Linked DNA regions of Homo sapiens: regions 2 and 3 are each linked to region 1. The links are chromatin contacts, found by Hi-C or POLR2A ChIA-PET in ENCODE. All regions are on one chromosome and are shown on one strand. Each heading gives the region's core, a stretch centred on a gene start or an enhancer-like site at or near the end of the contact. The rest is flanking DNA. Distances are from core to core; before and after follow the strand shown.

Region 1 (4,385 bases), core at 1,501-4,000:
AGACCCTGTCTCTACTAAGAGTAAAACATTTAGAAGTGAACTGGGTATGGTGGGTCATGCCTGTAGTCCCAGCTACTTGGAAGGCTGAGGTGCAAAGATCGCTTGAGCCCAGAAGTGCAGCGAGCTATGATGGTGCCACTGCACTCCAGCCTAGGCAACAGAGCAAGAACCGGCCTCACACACAAAAAAGTGCCTGATTATATCTCATTATGAGAAAGGTAATAAGCAGACTAAAAAAAGAAAAATACCGCTAACTAAGAGATAGACCAACCACAGCAGGGAAGGAGGACAGGATGCACTCTCACTCTGAGTGAAAATGGAGATCACCTAGCAACAGTACAAGTCCTCTTTTTATTCCTTCATTTATTTCTATCTCACACCCCTCTTTTGTGTTCCGTCAAGCAAAATGGGATTCTATGGTGTTTAGGACAGAGGTGAAACAATGACACCAAAAATTTTGAATTTATTTTACCTTCCAAATTATTAGGGAAATTTAAAAGTATTTGTCCCCTTAAAGGGCCAACATAGTGATTAAGAGCCAACCTCCCCCAGTATTTAATGCAGGCAATGTGGTAAGTGCCTGGCCCATCATTATCTCCTTTGTCCATCCTAACAACCCTAGGAGGAAGTATTATCATTATCCCTATTTTACAAAGATAAGAAATGGAGACTGTTAACAAGTTAAATAACTTGTGCAAGACAGCTCAGCTAATAAGAGATATTGAAGCTCCATCCAAGCTTTCAGTCACTCTATGATCACTGAATATTTTCTTTATATGTGGAATAAAAAATCCATATGCTCAAAATATTTTACATGTTAATCTTCATGGAATCATAGAGAGCAATAAGAAACAATTACTGGACCTTGCCGGCATCTAAATGATCCAAGGAATGTCTTCACTTCTTTACAGCATAGGACCTTGCGCATGTGCTTCAGAAGAAGGAGAAACGTGGCAATCTAGCCAGTAAGACCCACATCATCTCATCAATGTTTTAGATTTATTATATTATGCAACTTCAATCTATCAGGCTTATAATATACAATTTTTAAAGTAGTGTTGGTTTTTGTGGAAAATGTAAATAGTATCTATACATGCAAAACAAATTATTTCATTTATATAACTGAGTTATGAGAACAAAAATTATTATTGTGTAAGCTGATTTGGAGTCCGAGTATTAAAGGCAATGAATTTTACCACTAGAATTTAGACTTCTTGAAATACCTAAGAATCCAAGTAGATTTCTACCCATTCATTCATAAACAAGCAAATAAAAGAAAAAATTCCCTTATAATGTACCAGTACAACAGAAGAAACTCATGACATCAAGATGGAAAGATGATTATAATTTGATAACTCCACTAATGGCAGGGGGTAAGGCACACATAATACAAAACTTCCAATTAGCCTCTGCTTCTCTCCTTAAAAACAGGCCAGGGAATGGAGAAGTCTGGAGTGCTGTGGCCCCATCGCTAATGGTTAAACATACTCTGGGTAATGACAGTCCCAAACATCACCCAGCAGGCCAGGTCGGTCATTGATGGTCCCACACTACATTAACTCCAGCTTCAAGCCAAGAGGACTAGTCCCAGACCACCCGCAGCTATAATTTATGTCATGGGGTGAGGGTTGGAATGAGAAGAGAAAAAGTAATTATTGAGTACCAACCTTGTTCAAGAGAGATAGACTGTTTTACATATTCTATTTTTTTCAGTTCCACCCCACCCTGACAATCTGACCCATTTTACAGATGAAGAGTTAAAGATGTTAAATAACTCATCCAAATAAACAGCACTAGTAAGTAGCCTCCTGTGAATCAAACCAAAGTCGATCTGAGCACAAGTATTGCATGAGCTACTAAGAATTTCTACCTTTCTGTTTCACCCCTTGTGTAGAAGAGGCATAAGAACTGAAGGTCATGGGGCAAGTCACTGTCAAAACTTTGATATTTTTACATTCTTTTTGTCTACCACCCCTGTGCTTTCTCATTCATCTTCACCAAGCTATGTCAATGGAATATGCATTGTATCTGTAGTGCACAGATGACAATTTAAATGAGTATTTGGGAGTAGTATTTTGCTATAGAATCATGACGACACCACTTCTTCAATTAAATTGCAAAGCATTCAGGAACTTAAAGTAAATGACTCTCTAGATCACTCATGGGGATAAATTTAGAGCCCCAAAGAGAAAGCAAAATATCTGGTTTGTGCACATGCATATGGCCCGTAGAGGGTAGGGAGAGCATAGTGTGGGGAGGAAGAGAGCTGCACATGGTGAAACGCAGGGCCCAACAGCAGGCCCTGGTCTTAGGTGCTGCCAGGTTCATTCCAACTGCTCACAGTGTGGATTTCAAATATAATCCAAACAGAAGTGACAAAATCCAAAACCACAGGAGCAAGCACTGGCTTTCAAGTGCTGTGGGAACAGAGACATTTGTTTAAGTAACCACTGTTTTAAAATTGCATACATAGTAACACCAAAATAAACAGCTTGCGATGCTGTTTATTTTAAGATACACAATAGTAATGTAAAGTGTGGCATGCCCCAGATCCGGGGAGCTCGAACATAATTTACAGTTGTAGAGAGCCCTACGAGGACTCAGCTACACGCCAGGACTGTCTACTTCCTGATTAGATAACAGCGAAGGTCAGAAGGCATTGCTTTTTGTGCAGCAAAGAGCCAACAAGCCACCACAAAGACCCTGCTCCTCCTGCTCGCTGTGAATTATGAATCGGGTCCTGTGGAGAGCGGGGTTTGCCAAGTCTCCTCTACAAAGCGTGTATTAATCACAGGTCCTGAGGAGGGGTCAAGAGCACAGTCTGACAAACCGGGAAATGAGTCTCGTCTGCTGACCTCGCTTCCCTCAGTCCTTACCCTCCCTGATCTAAAACCCAACCAAAGAAGGAAAAGAAAGAGAGGAAAAAAATCCTGAAAATACACAAGCTGGTTGGGCGCCGAAGCATATGTAAAACTGAACTCTAAGGAAAAGCAGCTAGATCAAACAAACCTTACACATAATCAAAATAAGAACTCAATTTGTGGCTTATTTTAGCCAACCGAATAGTCCTCCCCACGCCTTCTTTGCTCCTCTTTCCTGCCTCCATCCAGGTGCTTTGAGGAAACATTTGAGGGATCTTTATCTCAGGTTCTCTACTCCAAGATAAGATAGTATTTTAGAGAGCTTTATTAGTGCCTGGGTCTAGCAAAGACCTGTAATCCTAATGGCATTACTCTTGGCATTCTGGTCTTTTTTTTTTTTTTTAATCTCACCACAACCTAAATTAACTTGCCTCGTTGCCCTCATCCTCACTGGCTGTGTTATGGGGGAAAAAAAAACCCATAAACCTTTGAACTTTTCCATACACATAATTCCATATCCTTGATTTTTTTTTAAACTTATGTTTGTCCTAAAATATTGTTAAGCTAAAAACTCTGCTCTGAACTGAATTAAGTCCTCCCAAATTTTGTGTGTTGAAACCCCAGCCTCCATATGATACCTATTTGGAGATAGGGCTTTTAGGAGGTAATTAAGGTTAAATGAAGTCAGAGGAAATGTTATGCAGGGACAGGGAGAAGGTGGCTGTCTGCAAACCAGGAGAGAGCCCTCACCCAACAATAACCCTGCTGCACCTGGCTCTTGGACTTTCCAGCCTCCAGAACTGTGAGAAAATAAATGTCTGTTGTTTAAGCCACCCAGGCTATGGTATTTTGTTATGGCAGCCCTAGCTAACTAATATACTCTTCTACTAAAATTATTCATTTTTCCTCCTTACCAGTACCTCTGGAATTAAGGACAAGAAACTAGACTGTTCTCTCTTCCCTTTCTTCCCTTATTGCCTGCTCCCAGCCCCTACCTAAGACTTTCCAGCCACTTTTCTCATGAAGCTCACAGCATTTGCTTTCTTTCCTCTTCACAGTTGTTGAGAGAAGAATGTTGACTTTTAAGCCACTCCCTCTTTCCCCTACGACTTATGTACATGCTAGAAAGTTCTCCATCCCATGGCTTGCCCCTACTTTTGAAAACTCCAATATGTATGACAAAGGCCTGTCTAATATCTTGCCTGTCTCATTTCCAATGTTATCCATCTCTACTTTATCAGCAGAAAATTCATCAAACAGAGATGTTGCACCTCCAAGATTACAAACCTAAAAATGTTCTTTCTCTGCTTCTCTGTTTCTCTCTCTTATTCTGCACCTGGACTTGCAACCCCTTGGTGGGTTTCCAGTGTTCCCAGTGTGTTACCACACTTTATTTCTCCCCCTTAGCCAACATGGTTCTTTATTAAAATAAAATTTATTATTCTGTATTATCAATGCAATACACATTACATAGAAACTTTCTAATATAAAAAGTAAAAATGTCACCTAGATCTCCCTACCCAA
Region 2 (4,591 bases), core at 403-2,902, 80 kb after region 1:
TTACCAGAAACATTATTTAGCAGCGGATTCCCTGCGTCCTTGTCAATTTCAGAGACAAAACAAGCAGCCCAGGCTAGTAGTCTAGGCGGCGGCGCAGCGGCTGCGGCAGCGCGGCCCCAGCGGCGGCCCCGGCGGCGGCTCCTACGCAGCCCGTGCCCGCCCCGAGCCGCGCGAGCCACGGCGGCAGCGGCGCAGCAGCGGCAGCAGGAGAACCGGGGGAATCGCGCTGCTGGGGTAAAAGCTGGAGCGAGGCGAAAGCGTGTAACGATTGCACACGCACACACACACACCACTCACACGCACTCGCCGCCCGCCCGCTCGCACAGCGCTGGAACACGCGCGCCCAGACACGCACACACGCACGCACACACACTCGCACACACGCAGAGGCACGGGAGGGAAAGAAGCCGATGAATAATTTTGCTATTTTTTAAAATACTGGCCGCCATCATCAAGCAGCGAGCAGCAGCAGAAGCGTTGAAGGGAGAGGAGGCATCGGGACAGGCCCCTCTTAGGAGAGGATTTATATCTAGGTAAGTGTTGGAGATTTAAACCTACCCTTTGCGCCATCAGTCTGCGCTCCAATAAACTCCTGGATGTGTCGTATATTTAATATCCCAGTCCGGATAAGAAAGTGATCTAGGCTGAAGATTCCTTTTTTTTTTTTCCAAACCAAAGAGACTTCTCCCAATTCTCCAATATGCTATTTTTTAGGGGGGAAAAAAAGCCCAGTCTAGACAACGAAGAATTTTTTTTTCTGTGATATTTCTTCTTTTTCTCTTTTTTCCTCTTCTTCCTCCTCCTCCTGATCTTCCTCCTCCTCCTCCACCTCCTCCTCCTCCCCCCTCCCCTCCTCCTCCTCTTCGGTCCTCCTTTCCCCCTCTTTCTCTTCTCTTCCCCTCAGTTGGAAAAAAAAAGAAAGAAAAGAAAAAGAAGAAAAAGAAGAAAAAAATTGTCAAGCCCCCGAACTGAAGGTTACGAGCGGCCCGTCAGCAGCCCACATGTAACCGAACTGTCGTGTTTCATGGCTTTTTGCCACTCCAGCTGTCAATCAAAGCCCGGAATGTCAAGGTAGTGAATGAATGATGGTTGATGATGATGAAGAGGAGGAATCTTTCAGACCCGTTTTTTTCTTCCAGTAAAACTCCGCGAGGGGTTTCTGCTTCTTGAATTTTTTCCTCCCCCCTCCCCCCTTTTTTAGCTTTGCCCCCGCGGTATCTATAATACGATCCTCTCTCTTTAAAGTATTGTTCAAAGAAAGCAGTGAGAAAAATCAAGAAAAAAAAATGAATAGTTTGCAAAAATTGGACTTCCTCCCCCCCTTTCCTGGTAGGTATTTTGTCTCTCCCTCTCTCTCTTTCTCGCTCGCTCGCTCGCTCTCACTCGCGCTCGCTCTCTCGCGCTCGCTCTCTCTCGCTCTCTTTCTCTCTCTGGGAGATGAGTGAGTGTCAGTAGGTGTTGGCAGGTTGGCTGCTGCCTGGCTTATTGAAGAGCCTCAGTTTGGCGGCGCGGGTCGGCGGCGGGAGAACGAAATGACGGAACCCGGAAGTCGTGGTGGCCATAGCCCGTCGTACGGCGGAGACACATCCCGGGAGTGGGGAGCGGGAGCGAGGAGGAGCGCGCCGCGCCGAGCCTCTGATATGCAACGAGTGCGATCGGACAGCCCCGGCTGGGGGGGTGGGGGAGGCGGGGGGGCGGGAGGGGGAGGGGAGGCTCGAGCCGGGCGGACCCGAGCAAATCAGCAAGCCTGCTCCTCCACGGGGATGGGGGACGGCGGGGGGGAGGAAAAGGAGAGTGTGTCTGTGTGTGTGAGTGTGTGTGTATGTGTGTGCGTGCGCGCGTGTGTGTTGCGCGCGCGCGCGCGCGAACAGGGAGAGAGGGAGAGGGGGAGAGAGAAGAGGACAGGGAGAGCGCAGAGAGGAAAACTGCAGAAAACCACAGGGAAAGTACGGTACCGCCTCAGATCTTTTCATTTAAAAAAAAAAAAAAACTTACTTCTAGTTCATTTTCCCATCACTCCCGGCTCCTGCCTAACTGGGTCTTGCCGGGGACGTTTGGCATGGCGCTCTAGCTTTTGTTCCTTTTAATTCCGCGGCCTCCCTCTCCTCTGCCCGCCGATTACAGCACCCCGAAGGCTTCCTGCTAACGTCCAAGGGCAGCAAGCTCTGCAGACGGTACCACTGCCGGGCTAAATTTTTTATTAAGTGGCACTTTCTTTTCTGCGCAGATCCAGCAACCTTGTCAATACTCATTTTTTTCCAGGACCAGAAGAGACCAGCTTAACTCAGAGCACACTCCCTCCAAGCGGTGCGGACAAGGGGCCACCCCGAGAGTCTTTGGGGGCCGCGGCGGAATCGGGAGGGAGGAAGTGAGGAGGCAGTCATCTGGGTCCGATGTAGCCAAAGGCGTGTGTGTGTGTGTGTGTGTGTGTGTGTGTGTGTGTGTGTGCGCGCGCGCGCCCGCGCGCCCGTGCGCGCGCGCGACTAGTGTGCGTCTCCAAAGTGGATCTCACTCAGAGCTGGGAAGCACAGGAGGAAAAGACGGAGAGAGTGGGGGAGAAAGAAGTTGCCGGGCGAGGAGGAGTGGCCGGCGCTCACAGCCCAGCTTTGTTGTGGTCGCCCGAGGCGCAGCGGCGGGCCGCGGTAACGCCTGCTAATGGCTGTGTTAATTACACAGGGGCGATTTCGCGGGGTCAGGGAGATGGGGCCAGCTCCGAAAGAACTTTTCCAAAAAGGAAAAGGAAACGAAGGGAACTACCCCACACCGTTTGGGTGGAAACTAGTTGTGGCCGGTGCCCTGTCCTCCCTGGCCCGAGCTGCACCAGGCTTCACCTCTGCGCGGCTGGTTTCCCGGCGGCCGCGCGTCAATCACTACGAGCCCGGAGTTGGGGGCGGAGCCACGGTCACCCCGCGCAAGCCTTGCCGCCCAGCAGCCCCCATGCCCCTCGGCCCCTTGTGGCGCGGCCGGGCGGACAGGCGCTGGAAGCGCGTCCTCTCCCCAACTTCTCGCTCTCGCCCTCCCAGTCCCTGGCCCAGAGAGTGGAAAGCGGACTGTTGTTCTCCAACAGCCGCATCCCTCCCCAACTTTGAACCCATTCTGAGAAGTGGAGAGTAGTGTCTTCCGCGAGCCGCGTCTAACCGACTTTCCCGCGGAGGGAGGGTGGGATGGGGGAGGTTGATTAGAGAGAATAAAGTACTCTGTGTGTGTGTTGTGTGTGAGAGAGAGAGAGAGAGAGCGAGAGAGAGCGGGGAGGAGGGCGGGTGGGAGGGCTCTTTTTTTTGGCCCCCGTTCCATGTTCCCTGCTTCACTGTAAGCTTTCGAGCAACAGAAACTAGGCTAAGATTGCAGCCTGCAGAGACTCCAAGCGGAGTCGGAGAAATTTGGCCTCGTTTTAATAGGGCTGAGGAATGAACTCCGGAGGTCAATAAAGCCCTCCAAAAATGATGAATGATTGAGCACCTGTGATGATGATAGTGATTACCAGAGCAATTAAACAGTTTGATTAAATGAGCCATCATAACAATGATGTCTGCGGGAAATCGGCCCTCACATATAAAGAAAGATAGTGCGAAGGGGCTGGCAGAGGCGCGGATAGCGCGACGCCAGGGAGAGGGGCTGCGGGCCGCGAGGTTTCTGCCCAATGGCCCGAGCAGGGACGGCCAGACTCACGGAGCTTCAGGGAGGAGAGTGTAGCCCAGGTTTTCAGCCACTCTTTTTTGCCGGGCTTCAAGCCTGCTAGAGCCGACGGGTAGGAAATCTGAAGGTTGGGGGGAGGGTACTTCCTCCACGTCCTCTTTTTTTTCCTAGAAGAACTCCAAGATTAAAAGTATCCTTATTTGTTGCTGAGTTGCTCGTCGACATTTAAGAGAAGGTGAGTAAAAAAGAAAAGAAGATGAAAGAGAAAAGAAAAAGTTGGTCTCCAGAATTTTATTTCAATCGACAGTTACGCGAATTCAGTTTAGCCGGGACCGGGAGGTTTGAGAGTGCGGCGGGGTGGGGAGGGGAAAAAAACAAAAACGCTGCGGAGCGTTTTCGACTTTGCAAAGCTGTTGATGTTGGTGGGTCCAAGTTCCCGGTGCAGCGCCGCTGGCTGAGAAATTTGTACTCAGTTTTTACTCTTCTAATTATTCTTAAATTCAATTTAAGAATTTAAGTTTATCGTCGCCAATAGGATTATTGTTGTTTTAAATGTCTTGTTCAATAAGTGCCAGTTACGTTTCTTTTTAAAAGAAATTCCTCAGTGTCCTTGATAAACCTTTTTTTGTAAAGATCAACTTCATGCGGAACCTCTGCCTTGCAGGGTTTAAACATTCAACATTGCTACCTTCTGTTTCTTTTTCTGTTTTTATAGTGATACTGTAAAGTGAGTTAGCATCTCTATAGCTTTCATTTAGAAAAACTTAAGTCGCATTTTTAGAAAAATATTCCTTCCCTTGCAGTGTGAGTAAAAACAACTCAGACAGATTGATGATTTCTATATTTTCTTTTCTTTCTTTATCTTCTTTTTCTTTTTTTCTTTTCTTTTCTTTTTTTTTCTTTTTTTTTGAGACGGAGTCTCGCTTTGTCGCCCAGGCTGGAGTGCAATGGCGCG
Region 3 (5,007 bases), core at 1,525-4,024, 120 kb before region 1:
ATGTCGCAGACATAAGTTTTCCACTGGTGACCAGACAATGGCTCCTTTCTCACAGACAACCGTGAGCAAAGTAAGGTAAATGAATGAGATTCATATGTTACTTAGGGACAGACTCATGGATCATAATGAATTTCCCTAAGCAATAGTTTGATTTATAATTTGATAGAATACTAGATTTGCCTACACCTTTAAAAACACATGAACTAAATACTAATAAATTTATAATATAAAAACATGATGTTAATCTGGAATCACAACATTTTGTACCTTTATGAATATGGCTTGAATAATGGAGTGTTCATGCTGACATAAAAGGCCCTGGACAAAATTATCAAGTAAGTGATGGCCTTCTACTGTCTTCTTTCAATATTCTTACTTTCATCTAATTCTTCCCTAAAGTTACAAGGGCTCCTGGAGGTTCTTTACTAAAATACTCTACTTTGAGCATGCCCTTCTCCATTATTGTTGTATACTCCAGACTTATGCATAGAGCAATACGGTGAAGAGCATGGGCTCATGTCCTCTGCCCTTTATTTGCTGTGTGAATTTGGACAGTTCTTCTTAACCTTCCCAAGCTTCACTCTGTTTCCTATCTGTAAACTGAGGAAATAACTGGGCCTGGGTGGTTTTGAGGATTGAGGGAGATTTTGTATGCAAGATCCTTAGCACAATGCCTGGCACATAGCAAGCTCATTAAATGTTAGCTTACAGTCAAAATGCACCTATCCAATGCTCCTAAATAGCTCTGTTCTCTCATAGATAGTAATTAGGAATAGGTGGGTGGCTGTTAAACAAATCTATGCTGGATTGGCCACAGGGTAATAACTGTGTTGTACTCCTACAGGTAGCGTGTGTTCATATCGCCGGATCTTTCTAAAAATCGGAGTTTAATCCAAATGTACAATGCTATGGTGGAGATTTTAGACACTGGGGCAGGCATCTGCCTGCAGGGGTGGGAGGTGGATAGGGGAGTGAGCTCTTTTGGAATCACACTCTCTGTATGGTTCTCTAGATCCTTGCTACTTTACATGTGTGCCATGGACCAGTAGCAACATCACCTTGAGCTTGTTAGAGATGCAGAAATACATTACCGTCCCCATTCCTGTGCTACTGAATCTGATTCTGCATTTTAAAAGATCTCCAAGGGATTTATGTACATTTAAGTATGAGAAGCCTTGCTCTAGATCACATATCAAATTCTAGTGCTCTGCTTAAGAATAGAAACTTGCAAAGATCAAGTTTTAATTGTGAATCTCAGCTGCAAAAAAATGCACATACTCTTCTCTTTAGGTATCTTAGATCTAAACAGCCTTTTACTCACTTGCCTTGGGCAATAAACACTTTATAATAATTTAATTTATTGTACTCCATCTGTACCTCTTAAAGGAAAAGCTGGGCCAGTAAAATGTTTTTGTGAAGACTGTTAACAGAGGCTATCTCTCAGGCATGGATAGGAGAATGGTAGATTTCTATCTTTTTTTCCAAATAATTCTGTACTGTTGGAGTTTTTAATAAATATAATTATTTTTATACATAAAAGAATTTTTAAAGGAGATCAAGAAAATTTGTTATCTTATTTGACTAAGGTTTATATGGGTAACTGTAGGGACCTTTTAATTAAAATATTTGAGAAATTTCCCCTCAGATAGGGAATTATCTTTTATTTCCTTTACAATATTGAGCAACAGTAAACACTATTCCATGAATACAATCACACTTGATGGCATGTAACAAAACATCCCAGCAGGTTACGATTTTGAAGCACTGTTACTCTTACAGAATGCCATCAGATTATTCATATGTAGCTATTTATCATGCACTATAAAAGTGATCTTTCAAAGCTATTTGAAAGCAAGGGAGGAGAAAACACTCAAACTTCCTTAGCTATTCACATCTAGGATCTATCCTCTTAAAGATAAAATCCTAAGTCAATAGACATAAGTTGTAGTATATTACCTCATCCTGTACATGATTTATTGCAGATGGAAGTCAACTAGAAACTGAATTACTTTGAAACTTTTACTACTGACATTAAAATTCCAGATCTGGATACCTACACACCTTACAGTGCTTCTGAAAATAACTTTTTGCAGACACAGAAGGTACACCTACAAGTTTATTTAACTCTATCAACATAAAAAGCAGGCACAATCATTTTCAAAACTACTGATTTCTAATTACCTATTCTGTATCTGAGCACTGTAGCCTGACCTGGCTTTGCAAATCAACCAGTCACTTCACAATCAGTTGCACACATTCTTAGCCAACTCCCATTATGTTCCTAGCCATTTTACTGTAAGAGGAAAAGATCCCAACAAATCTAGTAGCTTTTTAGCTTTCATGATCACCTTTGATTGAAGTATTAATTCTCTATCCTACTTCTTAATGGAAACCACCTAAGCATTAACTGGCCAAAAATGCACCAAGCTGTTTAGCAATTATGTATTAGATATGTTTGAAGAGATCAAGGTGCACTCACATGCCCTGTGCTATGGATATGTCTCTGATTAGCTTGTCATCTGCTCAGAAGAAGATGTAGGCTGATTCTCCCATACAGTCTAGCAGGCCAGCTGTTAGCTGCCTGTCAAGCCCTCAAGTGGACAAGTAGTCCAGGAGCAAAAATGTCACTCCTTTGATCTGGCAAGGAGCAGCTGCTGATTTATAGAGTAGGACTTTGTTCTTCCGTTCTATTTTACTTTCTTTCCTAAGGCAGAACCACAAAATCCAGGAGAAAAAAAAAGTGCCGTTCCCAGCAACATCAACAAGCTCTGACAACTGCAACAGGGTTTTTCTTGGCCCTAACAAAGCTCTCAGGCATCTCCTTTGACGCTCACCTTTCCCCCTCCCCTTCCTCCCACCCCCACCATTTTTTGCAATGCAGTAGTTATTGTTTAATTCAGCTTCTGTAAATGGAATGGACTGTGGCCAGCAAGCCTGGGGCATAAACACACCTGTATGAAAGAAGCCTTATTGTAGCAACCATCTACAAGGAAGCTCGCATGAACCACACGCTCCTGAGTTCAGAAAGAATGCTCCATTTTTTCTGACAGCAAATTTTACCCTAAGTGAGTTTCTATTTTTGGTGCCACCAACCTATGATGACCACATTTGAACTGCTTCCTTTCCAATGGCATTACACTCTTTGAATCAAAGAGATAAAAGGATTACATTTTCTTCTTTTTTTTTTTTTATCTGTGAGCAAACAGATCCATCAAAAATGTTTATCCACTGCCTGTAATATCAATCATTGAGAGCTGGGTAAACGTCCAGAAAGGCTTTAGCAAATGCATTATCAAAGATGCTATAATGTTGATTTCATTACCACTGATTTATATTGACATGACTTTCCCCGAGTAACTTACGAAGGAGAAAAAAACCAACAACAAAATCTACATAAGACATGTGCATTGTCTTGCTAAGAATTAAACTGGTTTCAAATGCATAATCCTGTTCTCAACAGATAAATCTGTCAGGCTAGAGATGCCCTATCAACCAAGTGGGACATGCAATAATGCTTTGAGATACACTGTGAGAAGTCATCAGCCACATGTATGTAGGTATATGTATGTGTATTGTGTGTGTGTGTGTGCACATGTACATGCATGGAAACACACACACACAGAGCAATAAACTTTGCCAGAGATGAATTCATTAACACCTGGCTCAGTTTTCTGTGCTGCTGCTGAAGTAGGGGTGATAAGGACACGCACAGACACATATACACACATACATACAGACAGAGTTACCAATTCTAGGATATTTAGACATATTACTGCATAGATCAAAGACAGGAATTTTGTCGGGGGGTGGGGAGGGGTGGAAATGCCAGAAACAAAGGAGAAAAGAATGGTTGCTAAACATTCTCACTTCTATTATACTCAATCATGCCATGTTCTAGTGTTTGCTCCCTTCCCCTCTATCTAGGGGAACAGAGATTTTTCTCACCCTCATTTCTTGCTTTAACCTACATCACCCTTTGGCCAGTCAAAAGTTACTAATCACCTACCTCCTCCACGTTCACAGAATTGTATTCATAGATGCTTTCTCTAGGGGCATGTGTGTGTGTTTCCCAATGAGAGACTGGGTTTGGCATGGGAAGAGGGCGGAAGGTAAAGCTAGGTATAAAGGAGCAGATATAATGTAAGGCTTATTTTCATCCTGTTTTAATCCTAAAAAAAATTAGACCAAATAATTTTTAAGGTCCATAGTAATCTATCTATGTGTCACACATTGGTAAATCTTCCATATTCTATACTTCACATAAGACAAATTTAATGACAGAATATAAGACAAAGTTATATATAAAATTATCAATACATACATATATAGTTATATGAGTTTCTTTCTCCATATATATGAAAATGCAAGTTATGCCTTTAAAGATTTTTATTTTCCACACCCACAGAAACAAACTGAAAATCACAATTGGAGAACACACAAATAATTACAAGTCAAAATAGTCCATAGTCAGTAAATAAGTGTCATGAAGTCAATTAAAGAAGTTAAAGATAAAGATTAATTTCAAATTCTTGGAGGAAGAAAGCTGAAGCAGATTAAAAGAACGTGGAATGTTGGAAGAAGAGAAAACAAGGAAATGGCATGCTGTAAAGCACCAGTCCAGACCGGGGCCGATGTTGTGCAAGGGAGGATAAAGGAATTGAACTCTGACTGGCTCCCAGCTTCGATCTGGAAAACATGGCTATGATTAACACGCAATCTGGTAGAGGTTCTTGAGTGATAAATTGAATTCTTGAAATTCCTAAATGGTAGAATGATAAAATATGGTGTTTGAGGAAGATCTTTCCAAGAGCTATGTATAGGATGAACTGAACTGATGAGAATCTAGAAGCTGAGAAGATGGAAAGTTCTTGTCCAATCCAGGCAGAAGAGGGAAACAAAACGAGCTCTGATTAAGGTGGTAGAAATGAAAAAGAAGTAGGGTATTTGGTTGGGAGAACTGCTGATAAATTAAACTTAGATGAAAAAGGAGAGATACAAATACAAAAG

The links. A loop is a pair of places that touch in the nucleus more often than their neighbours do. ChIA-PET counts read pairs that join two places held with the same protein, here RNA polymerase II (POLR2A). Pooled maps may share reads with other maps.
Region 2: a map of ovary shows a loop between it and region 1 (4-fold over the local background). The contact joins the promoter of MEIS2 here to the enhancer-like site in region 1. A Hi-C loop is called at or near these places in 30 of 168 maps with a recorded cell type or tissue (A673, Caco-2, GM12878 and 16 more), 3 of 37 single-sample maps with no recorded cell type and 27 of 50 pooled maps. POLR2A ChIA-PET finds 5 or more read pairs at or near these places in 8 of 52 experiments (AG04449, BJ, GM12878 and 5 more).
Region 3: a loop to region 1 is called in a map of HepG2, with 2.4 times the contacts of the local background. The contact joins two enhancer-like sites. A Hi-C loop is called at or near these places in 1 of 168 maps with a recorded cell type or tissue (HepG2). POLR2A ChIA-PET finds 5 or more read pairs at or near these places in 4 of 52 experiments (AG04449, GM12878, K562 and 1 more).

The regions. Positions count from the first base shown.
Region 1 is chr15:37,017,426-37,021,810 of GRCh38, forward strand. The region is part of intron 8 of MEIS2 (Meis homeobox 2); the gene reads right to left. Among named protein-coding and RNA genes, the nearest start is that of MIR8063, 47 kb to the left of the region's middle. RefSeq lists an enhancer at 2,463-2,757. Within about 2 kb of position 2,751, at least 7 of the 41 ENCODE cell types and tissues checked have a DNase peak (open chromatin) inside an H3K27ac peak, as active enhancers do; they include heart right ventricle and ovary, where a contact is called at or near this core.
Region 2 is chr15:37,098,897-37,103,487 of GRCh38, forward strand. MEIS2 (Meis homeobox 2) reads right to left here and starts at 1,653. Exons shown (of 12, transcript NM_170675.5): 1 at 559-1,653. The coding sequence starts at 570. It overlaps LOC124903465 (a long non-coding RNA gene), which reads left to right and starts at 352. Exons shown (of 2, transcript XR_007064581.1): 1 at 352-533; 2 at 905-4,591. RefSeq lists silencers at 25-224, 375-434, 2,884-3,023 and enhancers at 1,494-1,653, 1,904-2,183.
Region 3 is chr15:36,901,462-36,906,468 of GRCh38, forward strand. The region is part of intron 9 of MEIS2 (Meis homeobox 2); the gene reads right to left. Among named protein-coding and RNA genes, the nearest start is that of MIR8063, 69 kb to the right of the region's middle. Within about 2 kb of position 2,775, at least 2 of the 41 ENCODE cell types and tissues checked have a DNase peak (open chromatin) inside an H3K27ac peak, as active enhancers do.